3 separate regions of the Mus musculus genome follow, and regions 1 and 3 are each linked to region 2. A link is a loop called in an ENCODE intact Hi-C map of the cell type or tissue named here. Cell type or tissue: left cerebral cortex. All regions are shown on one strand. Links, peaks and the distances in the headings refer to the core of each region. The heading gives the core; the rest is flanking DNA.

Region 1 (6,079 bases), core at 734-5,733, 61 kb before region 2:
CACTCAAGCCTTTCATTGGTTTTCTTTACTTCATTCATAGTATGAAGATGTTCATACTAACTATAGTATTTGATTTCTGTGAGGGTTGGTGATGTACTGGACATGCAGGTAGTATGTAGGGAACAATCAAAGCCTGTCTGCTGTCTGTTATCGATGAAGAATAAATGTCTCCAAGAAAGCTGAGCTTTTTCATGACTGTAATTAGAAAGAGACCCCTAGGATCATATTCTGGAAGCTTCCCACTCTACAGCACTGTTTGCTTGGTTTTGCCAGGATGCTCTGAATGACTGTGGGCAGCGGGGGCCTGGATAGAAGAGCCTACACAAGGTCTGTGGGCCACATTTAGAAAGTAGAGAGATGATTGACTATTTCCATGACATGGCCACATTAGGTTCATGACAGAATTCAAAGGAATATTCTGGGGTACAGGAGGGGTATTTCCTATCTGAGAGTCTTCTGGGGGAGGGAGGCGGTGGGAAATCTCTGTCACAGGAAGTGCTATGATGAACACATACTGTAGCTACAGTCCCCGCTCCTCTCTCCCCACCCATCCCCATGGAATTAGCTATTCCGGTTGGAGTCTCCTTGGGGTGATTCTTGCTCCATTCCCCAGAAAGGACAAGGTCAGGGTGTAAGAAATGCCTTTTGGGGCTCTCCCTGAACCTTCTTGTACAGAATCACACAGCCTGGCACAAGAGAGCAGTGGTCTATTCTGTATCTTTGTGGTTAGACTGGCTTATGTAATCAGCATTTTCCTCTAACAGAGCAACAATGCTTTCTACCCCGGAAAGGAGAAAACCTACTTAAAACCTATTTAAGTTTAGGTATTCATTCCATTAGTTGAAATTGAAGAAGCTTGAAGAGATACTTAAGTTCTGTGAACTTCAAGTTCCTCATCTGTAAAATGAAGCTGGTATAAGCGCCTGCCTGGCAAATTTATTGTGAACCAACGAGGCCTTGCCAGTATCACTCTGATTTCTCCGGTCCTCTAACTGGCTCTAAGATTCACAGTCCATTCATAGCATGAGCCCCTCCCTTATAGCCTGTACATCATTATTGAGTGAAGGTCTCATATCTTATATTTACAATGCATTGCTGAGGTGCAGAGATCAGACTCCCCTCTCTTGCAGCATAAGTACTTATTGACAGTCCAGAACACCAATAGGGAAGTATGTACTGATGGCAAAGGACTAGCTCATCATAACCGAGCATGGATGTAGGACTTAGGACCTGCAACCTGCAGTCCCTTTCCTACATATCCTTGAACACTGGACCCAAGGCACTCTCGTCTTGCCCTTGGAGACCTGAGTCTGGCTCAGATTCTGGGTCCCCCCTCCTTCCCTGTTTGTTCCTTATCTGTGAATCAAATGTAATAAAATGCCACCTAGGGCCAACATGGAAGCACCCTTGTTGAATGTACCTGGAGGCTTTGACAATATAAAGTCAACATGAAATATCATGGGCAAGGCTTAGCTGTTGAAGCAGAGCTATAGGACTAGTTAGCAGTGGATTTGCCATTGATGAGGTAACCCAGTGATCACCTGAGGAGGATTCCTGCTTGCATGCTTGCGATGATAGGTTGAAGGTCCTAGAGATACTGCTGACAGGGTTGCTTGCGGTGCAGTTGTAGATGCTGTCTTGATGCTGGTTGCTAAGAGTGATGTGCAGGAGGTGGGAGCGGTTGGCTCGGCTCAGCAGGTGGGTGCCTGCCTCATCACTCCAGCTGTAAGTCACATGGTCCCCTTTCTTCACTGTGCAGGCCAACAGCAAGCTGCAGGTCCCATTCTCGTTCTCCTGGGTTTTGTTTAGCACTTTAATCTCTGGAGGGGAGACCTGTTCTGTCGGGAGGAGGAACAAGGGAACCATCACTGAAACAAAGGTCCCGGAACTGTTGGCTGACTTATTTGTGCAAAGAAAGTCTAGCCAAATGTCACTTTCCCCTCCCTAGAAACATTAAGTGTGAGTTGTCGCTGCACAGATCATCCCTCAGCCCGTGCTGCTCGTTCTAGAAGCCTCTTTTGATAGAACAGAGACTCATCTGGCTGATAGTTCCCTTCTGCTAATACTGTCAGGATACTGCATGCCTCTCCTGGTGTTCACCGTCTAGATTGCTCTGCCTCATTCTATCAGGAATAAGATAGGTTTTGACTGGCTTATGAGTAAGTACAACATCCTAGACAGTGAGCTAGAAGCACGAGCTTCCAATGGTCGCCTTTCATCAGGCATGTGTGTGCGTGTATGCACGCGTGCCTGTGTGTATGTGTGTGTACTCGAGTGTGTGCTTGTGTGTGTGTGCACACGTGCGCGCGTGCATGTGCATGCCTGCCTGCATGTGCATGGGGTGGGGGGAGGCACGGGCTTTCTGGGTCTAAAGCAGTGGTAGGGTTTTTAATCTTAGCTACAAGTCCTATCAATCATACAATTCCAATGCCATGAGACAGGCAAGGTAAAAAGGGAGGAGCCGTTTATATGTTTAACTCAACTACTACAGAATCAGCACATCACTGGTATTACTTCTCTCAACTATTACAACTAAAAATAATTATTCCCATTTTGTAGGTGAGAAAACTGAGTCTTCAGAGAAACAGCATGACTTGAATGACTATGTAACTTCTAAGTGGCCAGGCTGAGATAAATACCTTAGTCTGATTCAGAAATCAGCCTCTGTCTCTCTCTTTTTGTCTCTCTCTGTCTCTCTCTCTTTCCTCAAAGAAAATCCTGGTTGTAGAGACAGCACTTCCCAACACACCCAGCTGATTATATAAGGTGTGACGAACTCAGTAAACTCATAAGAACAAAAGGACAGATTATATAATATTTACGTTATTTAAAAAACACATGATGTGCAGCCTCCACGCACACTCAGCAGATGGCTATGGGAGCTCTGCATTCTCTGTTTGCTGGAGGAACGTGCTGGGGCAGGAGAGAGCCAAGATGTTCTTCTTTCTCTCCTAGAAAGCTACAGCTTCCAATAATATGCTGGCTGTGAACTCCCATCCCATCCTTGGAGATGTAAAACATCCTTTTGAAAGAAGTCTCCACACAGCTGTCAGGAAGCCTTGGAAAGCAGACAGGCCTCAGGGCCTAAGGGGTAGGAACTGTAGGTGTCTTCAAGGACAGGAGTGGAGGTTAAAGGGGCTCAGACAAGTCCTGTATTCAGCCAAAATGTAGGTTCTACCGGTCCACAACTAAATAACTATGTAAGCAGATCCTGGTTCAAGTGAGAAGAGAGGTGTTTCTTTCGCAGTGTAGGTGGAACCCCTACCCCCCCCAAGGCTCTGGGACTTGGTGAAGTGCCTGTGGGTGTACTATCAGCTCTCTTTACCCTCAGAACCTCTGCTGTAGCAAACATCCCACATATGTGTGAGCAAGCACATGTGAAATCGCTTGCCACTGGAGTCTGGCTCCCTGGCAAATGAAAGAGGAGGTGGGTCTGTTCAGTTGTAGTCAAACTTTGTAAAAGTCAAGCTTGATAAATAAATATGTGTGTGTGTGTGTGTGTCTGTGTGTATTTTTATTTAAAAAAATAATATGCAAACTAAGCTAGTCCTTTGGCCTCCACACAGCAGGCTCCCTCTCTTTCAAAACAGGAATCAAATCAGCTTCCACCAATGGGAAGAAAAAGCCATAAAGGTCTGTTTGTCAAAGTGCTTCCCTTAAACTTAAATACCTGTTAGACCAGATCTTTCAAGTTGCTTCCAATTCCAGACATCCTACTTCTGGGAACGGCCTGAACTCTGGGACTGAGAACCTTCTAGGCCCTCCTGTGCTAAGTACAAAAATTCCCATTTTTACCATAAAGCTTCAGCTGCTTGCAGAATTGCTGAACAGAAACGTTCTCCTCCACGCTCACCAAGTACCATCCTTCACTCTCCCGCCTGTTCCCGAGGATCTTCAGGCTCAGGTTTTTTGATTGAAAGTGGTAGCCATCCTCCAGGTGATCTGGATAGCTCCCTTTAGAGAGATCAAAAGACACAATTTTCTTGTTGGATTTGCTTCCTGGGGACGTCGCCATGGTGACGAGGATGCGGACACTTTTGTTCACGCTCTTATTTATCTGATGTTCATTCGTCAGGGGCAGCCACGTGTCCTGTCCCAGCTTCTGGAGAATCACTGGGCAATCCATCACACCTCCACCTGAGGGAAGGACGGGAAGACAATTACTTATGATGGAAGATCTGGAGACATTTGTTATGTTGAGGATAGAGAAAGACAGACTGAGACTCTGCTTACTTCCTGAACGATATCATATTGTCAGGTGGTGGTCTACCAGGATTCCCACTAGGATCCTAACTGTAAACTTCAGTATCTCAGAGCATCCAGTGGAAATCCTCAAATCATGAATACCAGGGTTCTCTCAACTCGGACTGAACAGCGAAGGCACAGACAACAGAGGTAAAGTGAGTGACTTCCTTAAAGTGACAGTAGTGAGCGCCAGAGTCAGAGACTGGAACCTTAGGCTGTAAATTCTCTGCCAAGGTTCAATATGCAGGGTGAAGAGCAGTGACAGTGAGGAGGAGCCTGGAAGCATCAAGTCAGGTGAGAAGAAGCAGAGAAGGGTCTGAGGCCTGTGAGAACTAGGACGGAGATGCTCTTTGTGCCCAAACTGGAATCTTGCTTCTCCAACAATCCCCGATTGTTAATAATGGTAAGGACAAGAGATTATTTTGTTTCCCTTGTTTAAAAATGCTGAACCAACAAGAACAGGGGGGGAAAACCCCAACGAAAACTCAAAGCTCTTTCAAACCACTCTCAGGGATTCTAGTGCTGAGCATTTAATACCTCTGCTTCTTTCAAAGCCGCAGCCTAACCCTGAACCCTCCTGCCTCCTCTCCCAGGGGTTGCCTCCCTTTCTGATTCACTGAAAAGAAAAAAATAGAGAAGAAACCAAAAGCAGATTTCAATCTATGGAGATCCCAACCAGCCAATCTACCTGGAGGACTGACCCGTGCTCCCATCCAAGACTAGTATCTTCCCTAGAGAAGTACTCTCAGGCTTTCAGGCTTTGCCTCCGGAGCCAAGCCCTGCACTACCGATGCCTCCTGGAATTCTTCCACCAACACACACATACATACAAACAGTTAATTGCCCTTATCTGAGAGAGAGAGAGAGAGAGAGAGAGAGAGAGAGAGAGAGAGAGAGAGAGAGAGAGAGAGAGAGAGAAATTCTCCTCCCACCCCAGGTCTATCCTTAGTCACTTGGTTATTTTCATTTTCTTTTTGGAAGGTTCTTGCACATCTATTTATGTTTTCTGCGTTTACTTCCTGACCCAATTTTCCCTGTATCCACTCCAGACAACTCTTCTTCCAAATTCTCATAGGATCACGCTTGTCAGTCTGTCACACTGAGCCAAGTCTGTTAATTCTCCATCGTTGCCTTGCGTGTTTCTCAGGAACCCATGGTGTAGTTCATCACCCCTCTGTTAAACATGGTCTGCATTTGGTCCCCAAGATACTACACTTCCATGACTTGCTTTTTTGTTTTTCTTCTTTTATCGTTCTTAGTTTCCTTAGGGGAAACTTGTGTTCTTTGAGATCTCTAAGTATCAGAGCATGGTCGGGCTCAGGTTTCCTTCTTTTCCTTATCTACACCTCATTTCTCATTTAGCTCCACAGTGTGACATAACTGCAATATTTACAGTTGTAGACCATCGCTAATCCTTTCACTGTAGACTCCACCACCTACATAGATGGGCACTTGGAAGTTTAAATAGCGTCCAACGTTAGCAAAGAACTCTGCTCAGGCATGACAGATCATCCAGTTTCTCAGGCCAAGAACACTGGAGGACCCTTGAACCTGTCCTTTCTCCTACTCCACATTTAGTCTTGACAGAAAATCCTGCTGGCTCTAATTCTCAAGTTGATCCAACACAGAAGTCCTTGCCACCTATTCCTTCCTGACACCGTCACCACAGGCCTAGCTGCTACCACTCTGCCAGCTAATCTCCCAGCCTTTATACCTCGGACACAGTGATCCTTTAAACCATGTCTGATTTAGGTTTTTCTTTCTATTGTTTTTAATCTTCCTGGGCGTTCTAGCCCTTACAAACTTCACAGTCTTTGAATCTGCTCACTTCGAA
Region 2 (6,079 bases), core at 718-5,717:
TGCATACAGTAGCAAGATTTTGCTGAAAGGACCCAGTTATAGCTGTCTCTTGTGAGGCTATACCGGGGCCTTGCAAACACAGAAGTGGAAGCTCACAGTCAGCTATTGAATGGATCACAGGGCCCCCAATGGAGGAGCTAGAGAAAGTACCCAAGGAGCTAAAGGGGTCTGCAACCCTATAGGTGGAACAACAATATGAACTGACCAGTACCCCCCAGAGCTTGTGTCTCCAGCTGCATATGTATCAGAAGTTGGCCTAGTCGGCCATCATTGGAAAGAGAGGCCCATTGATCTTGCAAACTTTATATGCCTCAATACATGGGAACGCCAGGGCTAGGAAGTGGGAGTGGGTGGGTAAGGGAGTGGGGGACTATTGGAAATGTAAGTGAAGAAAATACCTAATTTAAAAAAAAAGGAATTGTACTGTCACAGTGGGCTGGGCCCACCCTCATCAATTGTCAAGAAAAACAGTCTCTCACAAGCAAGACCACAGGCCAGCCTGATAAAGACAATTTCTCAACTTAGACTCCCTTTCAGGTGAGATTCTTGGTTGTATCAGTGTCAGGAACCATAATGGGACAAGCTAATAACTAGCAGGTGATCTTCCTGAAATGGCCTGCTTTGGATTATTATATAATCTGCGACAGGTGTGCCCTTATTGAGCAAGGCTGTAAGGGATTCACTTTAGGAAAGATTCCTGCTATTAATATGCTTTTCCTGTTATTATTCAACATATATAATAATAACTAAGTAATAGCATACCCCTTTGGAGCAGATCTCTGCAGATCCATGAAGATGTACTATCTTATGGTGATGCTATATAGACAAATAGATGACTTAAGTCTTTATAATGATCCTGTAAGAATTCCTAAAATTATTTCAGTGATTATTAAGCTTATTTATAGTGGGGCTACTATTAGATCTTTTTCTGATAGTCAAAACTGTGATAAGAACTCTGCCAGTCTTTCAAGTGTCACCAGTTAATTGCTCTTAGATAGTAGCCAGACTTCCTTCTATTTAGAGCACATTCCAAGAGGTTGTAAAACAATTAACCAAAGGTCATAAAGGGGGGACTAATGATTTATTATAGGTGCTAGGACAGAAGATAAAATATCAACTGGGTTTATCTATACAAAACTTCACTTTATAACTTAGTTATGGTTTTAAACCTTCAGTGAACCTGTGGAACTGAGACAGGTGATCGATGTTTAGCTAGATAATCACTCCTAATGGATATGCATGTAAACATTCTCTGTTGTAAACTTCTATTTCAATTTATGATTTGATTTTGTGTGTGAACTTTTTAACATGTGATCATGTATTCTGAAAGATGTTTAAGGACTGAGGACAAAGAACTGAGGGACTGAGGTGAGAGGAATGGAGGTGAGAAGAACTGAGCTGAGAGAGGAACTGAACTGAGGAGAAGTTTTAGACAGGATACTTTTTAGATTAGAAGGAGAATGCAGAGTGGAATAACTTAGAAACTATAGGTAACATAAAATACTAAGAAAGCAATGTGCAGAATGCAGAGGGAAAGAGGGAAAAAAAAAGAAGATGCTGCAGAGAGCAGAAGGAGCAGGCAGGCTTCTCCTTATCATGGACAGAACAGGTCCCATGGAAAGGACAAGGCAGACTTATTCTTATTAAAAGAAACAAAGCTTTTTTTCTTACAAACATGGGTTTAATTCATTTAGCATTAAAAGGGTAGAAGCCTTTTTTCTCTATGTAATAGAAACTGAAGCTCATTTTTCATCTAGAATGAATGAGTTCTTTCTGCACTGGTGCTTGGTCTATTTTGGTCTTTTGCTCCATATGCATATGTAAGTATGGATGTGTAAGTATGTAATTGTGAGAATGCATGCAAGCTGGGCCCAACTAAGTTTGAATGGAAATGTATAAATGAATAAATGAGCATGAATGAAGCTGAATATGAATTTATGTAAGATTATGCATGTTCGTGTATGTAAAACTCTTTCCTTCTGCGAGTGTTATTCTCTTCTCCTGGTTCAATAGAAGTTTATTGCTCCAAACTTCCACCCTAGCCCAAGAAGCAAGAGGCATCTGGACAATAGGGAAAAGGCTCTAGCAATGAATCCTTTACTTAATGTGCTGTTTTAGGATGGGGTGCTAAGTGCCTGAGACTGCAGTTTCTGGCCTCAGAGGAAGACAGAAGGCAGGTCAGCTACAACAGCATAGTGACTTAGACTTAGATAAGTAAACCTTTTATTACATAGCAACCCTAAGTTTCTTGTAAGACAGTCTTACCCTCCGTCTTACCCTCCGCCTATGCTCTTCCCCCTCCGCTGCCTCAAGAAGAACTGAAAAGAAAGAAGAACCTCACCCCTGGGCTGCCCCCCCCCCCATGTCAGTTTGACAGTTGCTAATGAGGACAATACACCTGTGTCCATGAGGTACCTCCTGCATTGTTGCTATGCATGAGAGCCTATAATGAGCATGTCAGATACGACCTCATGTTCAGAGGAATGCTGCACTTGAGTTAGTGCTCTGTTGCTGTCCCCTGTAAGTTCCCAATCATTTCAACTTACGTGTGTGTGTGTGTGTGTGTGTGTGTGTGTGTGTGTGTGTGTGTGTGTGTGTGTGTGTTGACACATATTCATTCATTAGGATAGTAGAGCATGCATTTTAGAGGAAGAAATACATGAAAGGTGTTGTCTCATTCACATTATACAGTATCCATCCCCTGTACACAGCATTCTAGTGGGCTCACAGTATAAGGGAGTAAGTACATTTATGATCAAGTGAGGTTAAATCAACCCCATTCTAGAAACCACGTGCCTTTATTGATTATTATGTATAAAGTGTAGTGGGCTTTGGGAGGTAGCAATTTGAGGGGCGTTTCGTTTTGGTTTTGGTTAACATTTACAATTTTATTGTAAAACACAAATGTATATATAAACTAGAAAATATAAACCAGTAATTTAAATGATTTCATGAATAAACTAGATGTTCTTCTGTTTACATTTAAAACCAGCATTATGATATACACAGTAAAATTTATGATAGATTTAAAATTTAATGTTTTATTGATAACTATATTAAGTAGGGAATGTAAAAATATCTCAAGTATAAACTGCAGAATAAAAGGAACATTTTGTAATTTAGACTTTAAATGGTACCTTTTCCCTGCATTTTAAACAAGAGGCTCACATTCTTATTTTGTATTGAGGATCAGAAATCCTGTATAGGATGAGCCCAGGAGAGGGCAGGCAAGGGCTGATGCTTGTGATCTGGGCCATCTAAGGTACAAATCTACCTCAGATTTCCAAGATATTAGAATGGGTAGAGATGTAGTTCTTAGAGAGCATCTGAGGCACATGCTCATTTGTGATATAAAAAGGCACTTCTGTTCTCATTACCATTTTCCCCAAAGTGTGCCTTGTCATTCCATTCCTCCTCTCCCATCAGGAAAACTGGGGGTGAGAAAAGGGTGCTACATCTAGACAGGAGGCTGAGTTAGCCCAATTGAAGGAGGCCATCTGCTGCCTTAAGGAGGCTGGGATAATCCAATTGAAGAAGTCAGTCTGCTGAGATCTGAGGTTGGGAAGGAACTGTGGGCTGGGCTGAGGGGGAGAGAGCAGCTATCTTGAGCAGTATATGCCAACTTCTGGTACCAAACAAAGTCCAAGTTTTCTTGCTTGTATTTGCGGTGTAGATGAGGTAGGTGCTCTCCAACCAACCTGTTCCTTGCATTATGTCATTCTGTTTCCCAGACTGCCACATCAATGTCACATTTTTTGTTGATTAGAAGCAACCACATGACTAAAGCTGATGCAAAGGAAAAAAAAAGACATTTTTCTGATGACTAAAGAAAAAATAACATAGTTTGGTGAGCAAGTAGCACAGACTTTGACAATCAAGTGTGTAGAAAAGGGAAGCGAAGATCCCAGAGTCAGCACAGAACACACACAGACAAATTGTCAGTACAAAGGAGATTTATCACCCTGGAGGAGGGATGAAGGTGGGGGCTGCCTCTGGACCAGCAAAGACATCAGCAGGTGTTTTTGCAGGAGTGGTTTTTGAAGAGAAAAGGGGAAAGTCTGTGTTGAGATGAGTTGGTAAGTCCTGATTGGACATGTTAGCCAGGGGTAACCAAATAATGAATTTTGATTGCTGGACCTTGGTGTTTTGGTAGTTGGATCTTTGTGATCAGTCTCAGGAGTGAATCAGTAGGCAAATAAGTGAATAAATAGTCCTGGGGCTGGGGGAGCTTTAGGTCCACAGAAATCTTCCTATCAGACAACACACAGCCATTATATTCTCCTAAAATCCACAAAGGAAACAGAAATCAAGGAATGATTCACCCCCCTCCCCCAAAAAAACCCAAACCAAACCAAAAAACAGAAATCAGCACCTAAATCTATAATCATCTCAATCCCAGGTATCCAGATACCTGCATAAAATACAATAAATAACATCCAGGACAATGTGTCTCCACTGGATTCCAACAACCTTATCACAGCAGGCCCTGAATATTTCAACATAGCTGAGGCACAAGGAAAGAAGGTAGAGATCCTGAGTAAATTCCTTTTAAAGAAACCAAGGAAGACACAGACAGTGGAAGGAAATGGATAAAACTATTCAAGACCCAGAAACGGAAATAGAATCAATCAAGAAAACCCAAACTGAGGTCATTCTGGAAATGAATCATTTAGCAATTTGAACAAGAACTACAGAGGCAGGCTTAACCAACAGATTACAAGAGATGGAAGAGGGAATCTCAGATGTTGAAGATATGATAGAAATGGATATATCAGTCAAAGGAAATACTCTTGACAAAGTTGTAAGAATAATTTTTTTGCAACCTACTTTTAATAAGGGCTCAATCCTTAATAAGGAGGGCTCTATCCCACCACTCAGCAGAGGTAGTGGAAGAGAAAAGTTATTAGGATGTGGGAGAAGTGGACCGATTCAGCCATAGTTCTTTGAGGCAAGCTCAGTCTTCTTGGACAGCAGTTCTGTCCCATAGCAAACACCAAATACGACTCAGCAGCTGCAGACCAGTCCTCTAGGCAGGCAGACACCAGGCATGAACTGGCAGCTACAGTCCAGTCCTTTCAGCACGAACCAGCCGTTGTAGTTCAATCCTGAAGGAACCATTAGGCGCACCAACCAGCCTGAGGTGAGGCCGCAGAAGCAGCAGACTGCTACAGGAACCTCACGAGCAGTTCTCGGATAAGCTTCTCTCAATGTCAGCGTAAAGAACAGTGAGGTGGAGCAAACCAAACCAATGCTCAGTGCTTGTCTCCCACTGTCTGTGGGGTCATATTTATATTCCTTCATCAAGTGTCCTTTCACGTACCTGTCTGCTTTAGCAAGAATCCTTTCACCTGTGTGCCCCAGCAAAACATATTTCACCTACTAAATTTCCAAAGAAACTAGAAGTTTCCACTTCACCAAATATTCAAGAGACCCGGGACACTATGATCAAATCTAAGAATAATGGGAATAGAGTTAGGAAAAGAAACCCATCTCAAAGGCCCAAAAGTTATTTTCAACAAAATCATAGGAAATTTTCCTAAAGATGTACATCAAAGTACAAGAAGTGTAGAGAACACGAAAAAGATTAGAACAGAAAAGAAAATCCCTTTCTATACATAATAATCAAAACACTATACAAAGAGAACAAATAAAGACTATTGAAAGTGGCAAAGAAAAACACCAAGTAAAATTCCTCTCCCTCCCCTCTCCCTTTCCTCTGCCTCCCCTCTCCTCTCCTCTCTGGCTATCTCTATTTCTGTTCTAGTTTGCTTCCAGAGGAAGCTTTTCTAAGGATGACTAAATAAGGAACTGATCTATGAGTATAGCAGAATATCCTTAGGAGTCATCTTATCATTAGTTTTTTTCCCCCCCTTGAAACCAGTAGTATTTGGGTTTTTTTTTTTTTCATTGCATTATTTACTTTATTCATTTTTTTTTTTACAAAAGTTTATTACAATGTACAACAGGCTTCAGGATAACATTTCATTCTAGCTATTACATGGCAAAGATGTTATGACAGGGAATCCAGATGTTTGACTGGGCACAGGATAACACTTCATTCTAGCTGTAGGTGGCAAAG
Region 3 (6,079 bases), core at 383-5,382, 74 kb before region 2:
AACTCCTCACCATAAAGATTCAAGTAGGATAGAAACATATAAGTTTATAACTTATAACTCCTTCTCCCTCATTAACCAACCCCATTTCATTCCCAGAAGTAATCAATTAAAAGGCTTCCTGTATGTCCATCTTTGGGCAATATAGTGTTTTCTGTGACAACACCGATAGTCCCTCTGCGTAGGCTAATAGTCACAAGTGGCAGGCGAGTACTTGAACTGTGTGAACAGTGAAACTGAGATACTATTACTTAATAGTAATTTGTTTAAATACTGGGTGGTACAGTTTTAGTATTGGTTATATTTTATAGGTTTTTCTCTTTTTTGGCTTTTCATGCTGTGTATAGTTTTTCTAACAGTGAACTGCTCCTCTTGCATGCAGCATGCACTAGCGAGCATGTGGGAAGGCCTGACCTGTGGAGGACTAGCAGGGAACTGTTGCAAAATCTAGGCCGAATATGGAAGCTCAGCCCAGAAGAAGCCATCGTTTTTAGAGTAAAGTTACTAAAGTCGATTAATTTATCCTCTTCAAAAGCTGGGAGCCTATCGCTGAGAGAATAGCTCCAAGAAGTACACTCCAAGAAGGCTGGAAGAGAAATGCCTAGTCTTGTGCTGTGAGTGTGGTGGAAGAACTGATCTCGGGTGTGGTTCTTGGTGAGGAAACAATGGGCAGTCACTGGGGAAGTTCAAGGAATTCTAGCGAAGTCAGTGGGTGATTTTCCTCTGTGGATATAGCATGCTCAATGGTTCTAATCTCAATGAGTGAATGAGTGAATAGTGTGTGTGTGTGTGTGTGTGTGTGTGTGTGTGTGTGTATGAGAGAGAGAGAGATACAGAGAGAGAGAGATACAGAGAGATATAGAAAGAAACAGAAAGACAGACAGACAGACACATACAGAAAGATACAGAAAGAGACAGACAGGGACAGATAGGATAGAAAGACAGAGCCACATAGAGACAGACACAGAGAAAGAGAGAGAGAGAGAGAGAGAGAGAGAGAGAGAGAGAGAGAGAGAGAGTCAGAGTTAGCAGACACACAGTGAATGGAACAGTAAGAATGGGAGGATAGGGATCATAGGTTCTCAGAAGGGTTGGGGCTAGGAGGAGGGTAAAAAGTATTTCTATAAGATATACTTTCATTTTAAATCCACTAGAGTTTACAAAGTTAGACCTACTTGTCCAGTCCCCTTTAGGTACAGTCAGGGGTACAAATTGAAACTGTACTCAAGTTTTTAGTGACTTTCAACCTTGCAGGCTCTCTCCTCGAAATATAGAATTGGTAGGACAATCCCAAATGATCAAAAAGACCACTGAATCGAGATAATTTAGATTTTCTTTCTGTCTCTTCCATCCCACCCTTTCTTCCATCCTCCTCGTTTTCAGTTCTGAAACAGAATTCCAGGAGCCAGCTCAACTTGGCTCCAAGTCAGCTAAGTCTTAGGATGTTACGGAAAAGACCTGAGCCCTAGTCCTTAGCCTTAAAGGTAGCACTAGCATTGTTATACTGTAGTTGTAAAACGAGAGACTTTATATTTCTTTTTAATTTTTATTTTTTGAGACAGGGTTTCTCTGTGTAGCCTCACCTGTTCTGGAACGCACTCTGTAGATCAGGCTGGCTTCAAACTCAAGAGATCTGCCTACCTCTGCCTTCTGAGTGATGGGATTAAAAGTGTGTCTAAGAAGTTGTCTTATGTGACTGTAGCTTCAAGTACTTTAGACCCGCTGTTAGTACTGTTTCTAGAATCTTCCAGCATAGTTCTCTGCTAGCCTTAAGACTTAAACATTTACCTGCTCACATCAAGAGATGTGCCTGTTTATAGATGTATGCGTATACATATGCATCATGCAGGAAAACCACTATGGTGCTGCTGTGTATTGGTTTGTGCCAGTCACCACAGCAATACCACAAAGAGGATAATATCCTTGCTTTGCAGATGGTGAGAAGTTTGCTTGGTTACCCTGCTCATTGGTGGCAAAGTGCATTTGAATGCTGTCTCAGGCCAAAGCCCCACGTTTTCATTGGCTTATTTGGGGATGGGGTCTCACTATGTAGCTCAGGGCTGATCTAGAACCCATGGGTTGGAGTGATCATCCTGCCTCAGACTTGCAAGCAGTTGTTACTATGGATTTGTCTCACTGCACTCTACCCAATGCCCACACTCTTAACTCATAAATTCCCCTGGAGATGGGAACCAACCTAAAACTCTTCAGAGTCAGGAGGCATTTTGGAGCAGATACCACTAGACATTGCCAACAGAATCCCTTGAGCAATATTTTGTGGAGGGCGTAGCAACTGAATGTAGATTTTGGCACAGGTTTGCAAGGCATAATGATGCCTGAAAAAGGTGGATATGTGTTTTGATGGTGGGTGGAAGTGGGCTTTAGAGTGTGGGGGGAAGGGAAGTACTGCTCCCTTAGAGTTCAGCCATGTGCTGAGCAGAACACCGTGTGGAATGTGTTGGAAAACAGTATAGCTTCGCTAGCTGGCCTAGAGGGGAAACTCCATCTGCTTTCTTAGCCTTAACATTATCTCACTGTTTTCTACTAAGGCTAAGTAGACCCACTCCCAAACCCTTACCTCTCAACAGAATTTTTATCTGAATAACACACCCCGCCCCCACCGCCTCAGCGAACTTTTCGCTGGAGGAAATGAGATAGAGGTAAGTGGCTATGCTGCAATCGACATCTTATATAAGCAAAACCAACATCAAGGTGCTGAGGTAAGGGCTTTTCTAAGAAGACTGTATGTGGATGACATTTACGGGCTTCAGAATGACATGAGCCATCTGCTCGGCAACGAGAAGGGAAGAGCATCATGTTCTGCCTTCTATTGAAGGAAGGCCAACCAGGGCCTCTGAGTCAGGATGCTCTGATCAAGATGGGTGGTAGTCAGTAAGGCTGAGGGGGCATATGGCCTTGAGATAGTGAATCACAGGATAACTGGGAAGAAATACAAAGTGCTTAAACTTAGAATCACAGTCTTGCTGCTTTTAGCCTACCCGGGGACACGTTTCATGGCTGGATCTAAGAGTCCTCTGAATCCTGTTCCCTGGTAAATCTCAGTGTGCTGTACCTCCTGTTTTGATTCCTTTAGCCTTCTGCACAAGTCAAACTTCAGTGCTGAGTTTAAATTATCTGCACAATGTCTTCTACATTAGACACTTGTGGCTCTTTCCTCTACCGACTCCTTTAAGCTGGTACAGGATCTCAAGAGACTAGAATTGCACTGAACTGGACAAGATCTCAAGAGGATCTTATTCTTTTTCACAGGGCTCCCAGCCAGAAAGCTAAAGTAGTAAGATTGAGCCTGTGAATAGAGTGACAGCATACAAGATCTTATTGTCTGTATACAAGAGTCTGTGCTTGCATAAAATCTATTCCACCTACCACTGTTGAGCCCAGTAAGAAGACCCTTCTTACAAGACAGCCTACCTTGTCTTTTCATCATTATTATTGCCGTGAAAACCAGGATGAAGATTATAACGACCCCCAGTGGTACAAGAGTATATTGCATCCATGGACTCGATTCTGAAAAACAAAGAAACAAACAAAAAAACCAGTTAAAGGTCAATAGCAAATGCACTGTGGGTTTAAAAATACTCCACCCAGAAGTGAAGGGAGTGAGCCTCACCCCACCCGGAAAAGAGGGGAGCCTCTGTTTCAGTATCTGTCTCCCTGGGGAGATGCTTGTTTGCATGGCTTTAGAGATGGCTTTAAAGCATTAAGATTTCCATGTCTACCTCCTTACCATCATTTTACTTATTAGCCCTGTCTCTCCCATTTCTAATTTCACAAAGATGTTTTTAAATAAAATGCTTTCTTTTTCCTTGTCTAAAAATAGCATATTGGTGTCTCTCCTAAGCCAATCTCTTGTCCTGCTCCTCCATTTTAAAATCTCTAATGTATTATGTGCCCATTTTTGGTAAAAGGGATATGATGGTCCCGTGCACTTGTCCCTATGCCCCAAACTACTCCCATGAGACAACTGGGGCGGAGGGAGGGGGAGGAAATATGCTTTTCTTCTTAAAAAAAAATCAATACAATAGTGCTATTATTGCCTCTCAATGCAAATAACTATGTTGAACCTACCAGACCCAAACCAAAAGAAACACATGTAATGTTTCCTGGCAATTGTTACCCTATTCTAAATTAGCAAAGCTAACTGAGGTTTGAAATCACATAGCCAAATTTTGTAGCTTTCTCTCTACTTCAGCCACTGTGCTTAATCCTTTTGAACCAAGTATACCACTTTGTAAAACCAGCCTTTGTCTCAACAAGATATATGGCTCACTAACATAAAATTGGGCACCTGTAAGTACTTACAGTCACATGATTTTGATAGCAAATCTTGTAATGTATTTAATCAGAACAATTGTAAGGGGTGAATACTTGAATTATTTCCATTTTATAAGCAAGGAAACATCATGAAGAAAGTCAAGAGCTAGAGCTGGCAATAGGAGAGGAAACATGACCAAATATTCAAGACAGGCTTCCTGGGAGTTAGAGAGACTCCTAGATTCAGAACAGGCAGTGAGCCCACTCAAAGTACCAGCTTTCTAAGTAATGGCACTAATCTCCAGTGGTACTAGCGAGACAAATGCCGTGTCAGGCATTAACACTAATATGTAGGGGCACTGTATAGAATTGATTGTGAAGGAAATGGGGGTTTAAAAACGCCCTTCACAGAAGTCTAAATATATATAAATATAAACTTCCTGGTTGTTGAATCTTTGAGGGACCCATTCAGAAATTGAAAGGAAGAACTAAGTGTATTACAAGCATGATTTGGATATTTGGAGAACTGATGAAAATATAGACAGAAATCTGGTAAAAGCTCCAGCCCAAAAGCTACTAGAAGCGTTCTTCTGGGCTTGAAAGAGTTCTTTTCTTCCTAGGCTCTGCATATAGCTAGTCACAAGGCATCTCAATGCAGTGACAGTTCTCTTCCTCAAGTAAACCATGTTTTAACCCTTCCAAACACCAACGGCAACAGTCTTGCTCAAGAAAAGGAGAAAAGCTAGGTCTGGCAGCTTATGCCTCCAGTCCCGCCACTCAGAAGGCTCGAATAGGAGGGCTGAAAGTTCAAGGGCTGTGGCGCAAGACCCATCCCACCCCCGCCTTGAAAACAAATAAATGAATGAATGAACAACCAAGGATAAGCAGAGAGTTGGCTTCATATAACACATAAAATGAGGAAGGCAGTGTGTGATCTGCATGACACTCTGAAGAGTGTATGGTGGCTAAGAACTCTTTGTGTATGTACATGCATGAAAGTCTGACCATGAGTCTAATTGGGTCAGATTCATTGCTGTCAGTACCAGGGATGCTCAGAGAAAGCTTCCCAGTACAAGGTAAGAAGCAGAGACCACAGCCTGAGCTTCATGCACAAAGCGTAGGTGTTGGTCCAGCAAATCACTTCCTATTTTGAGTTCCTCTTTCTTCTAATATATGTATCTTGAGGAAGTCTATAACAAACACTAATTTAAGAACAAACACCTCAAACACTTATATCATTCCCAACAATAATATTTCTTCTGAATTTCATATGAGATTTACAGAAAAAAAAAAGACCAAAAACCAAGGTGATGCCTCTAAAACTGGAAAATAACAGACAACTGGCTTTCATGGAGACTTGCCTGCCAAATCCACCTTTCTTGCCTCCTCAGGTCTCCTGCTGGCAGCCATACTAATCACCTATTCATAGACAACAGCACAGGCTGAGGCTCCAGTGTGGGAACTTAAGGCTCATGCCTTTCTTTCCTGCATCTCAGGAGGATGAAATCACTCTGTTCCCTGTCTCCTATGACATAAGGGACTGGCTTCAGCCAGATATGAGAGGCGATCCAGCCATTAACTTGGAAGATGTGTAATCAAGTCTAATTTTTCCCTTTGCTGTTTAAGGTAGGTATGGATATATTGGTGGATATTTTTTAATAGAATCATTGGCTAAAGGAACTATATATAGTGTTAAGTTTACACGACCCACTGGTTTCACGTTGAGGAAACAAGTATATATAACATTCTAGAAGACATCAGTGGCCCAGCTGGGAAGGCAAGAACTGTAGAGTTCAAGGTTTCTGAT

The links. Peaks named below come from ENCODE experiments on the same cell type or tissue, not always from the same donor. Only the 100,000 strongest peaks of a DNase experiment are listed, where the experiment ranks them.
Region 1: it touches region 2 in a loop (10-fold over the local background); 2 of 42 quality-filtered maps call a loop at or near these places.
Region 3: it touches region 2 in a loop (2.9-fold over the local background); 2 of 42 quality-filtered maps call a loop at or near these places.

What each region holds. Positions count from the first base shown.
Region 1 is chr1:171,772,841-171,778,919 of GRCm38, reverse strand. Slamf1 (signaling lymphocytic activation molecule family member 1) reads right to left here. Exons shown (of 7, transcript NM_013730.4): 2 at 3,796-4,137; 3 at 1,542-1,838. Among named protein-coding and RNA genes, the nearest start is that of Slamf1, 8.7 kb to the right of the region's middle. In left cerebral cortex, for the core only: no CTCF peak of the experiment used is centred there; DNase peaks (open chromatin) are centred at 2,931, 3,852, 5,003, 5,311 and 1 more place; H3K27ac peaks cover 1,885 bases.
Region 2 is chr1:171,711,361-171,717,439 of GRCm38, reverse strand. Tma7-ps (translational machinery associated 7 homolog (S. cerevisiae), pseudogene) reads right to left here. Exons shown (of 1, transcript NM_001372440.1): 1 at 5,911-6,079. Among named protein-coding and RNA genes, the nearest start is that of Tma7-ps, 3.3 kb to the right of the region's middle. In left cerebral cortex, for the core only: a CTCF peak has its summit at 3,252 (motif pointing right); DNase peaks (open chromatin) are centred at 1,838 and 3,506; H3K27ac peaks cover 237 bases.
Region 3 is chr1:171,785,386-171,791,464 of GRCm38, reverse strand. It overlaps Slamf1 (signaling lymphocytic activation molecule family member 1), which reads right to left. Exons shown (of 7, transcript NM_013730.4): 4 at 3,430-3,525. Among named protein-coding and RNA genes, the nearest start is that of Slamf1, 21 kb to the right of the region's middle. In left cerebral cortex, for the core only: a CTCF peak has its summit at 3,496; DNase peaks (open chromatin) are centred at 444, 541, 2,362 and 2,844; H3K27ac peaks cover 3,012 bases.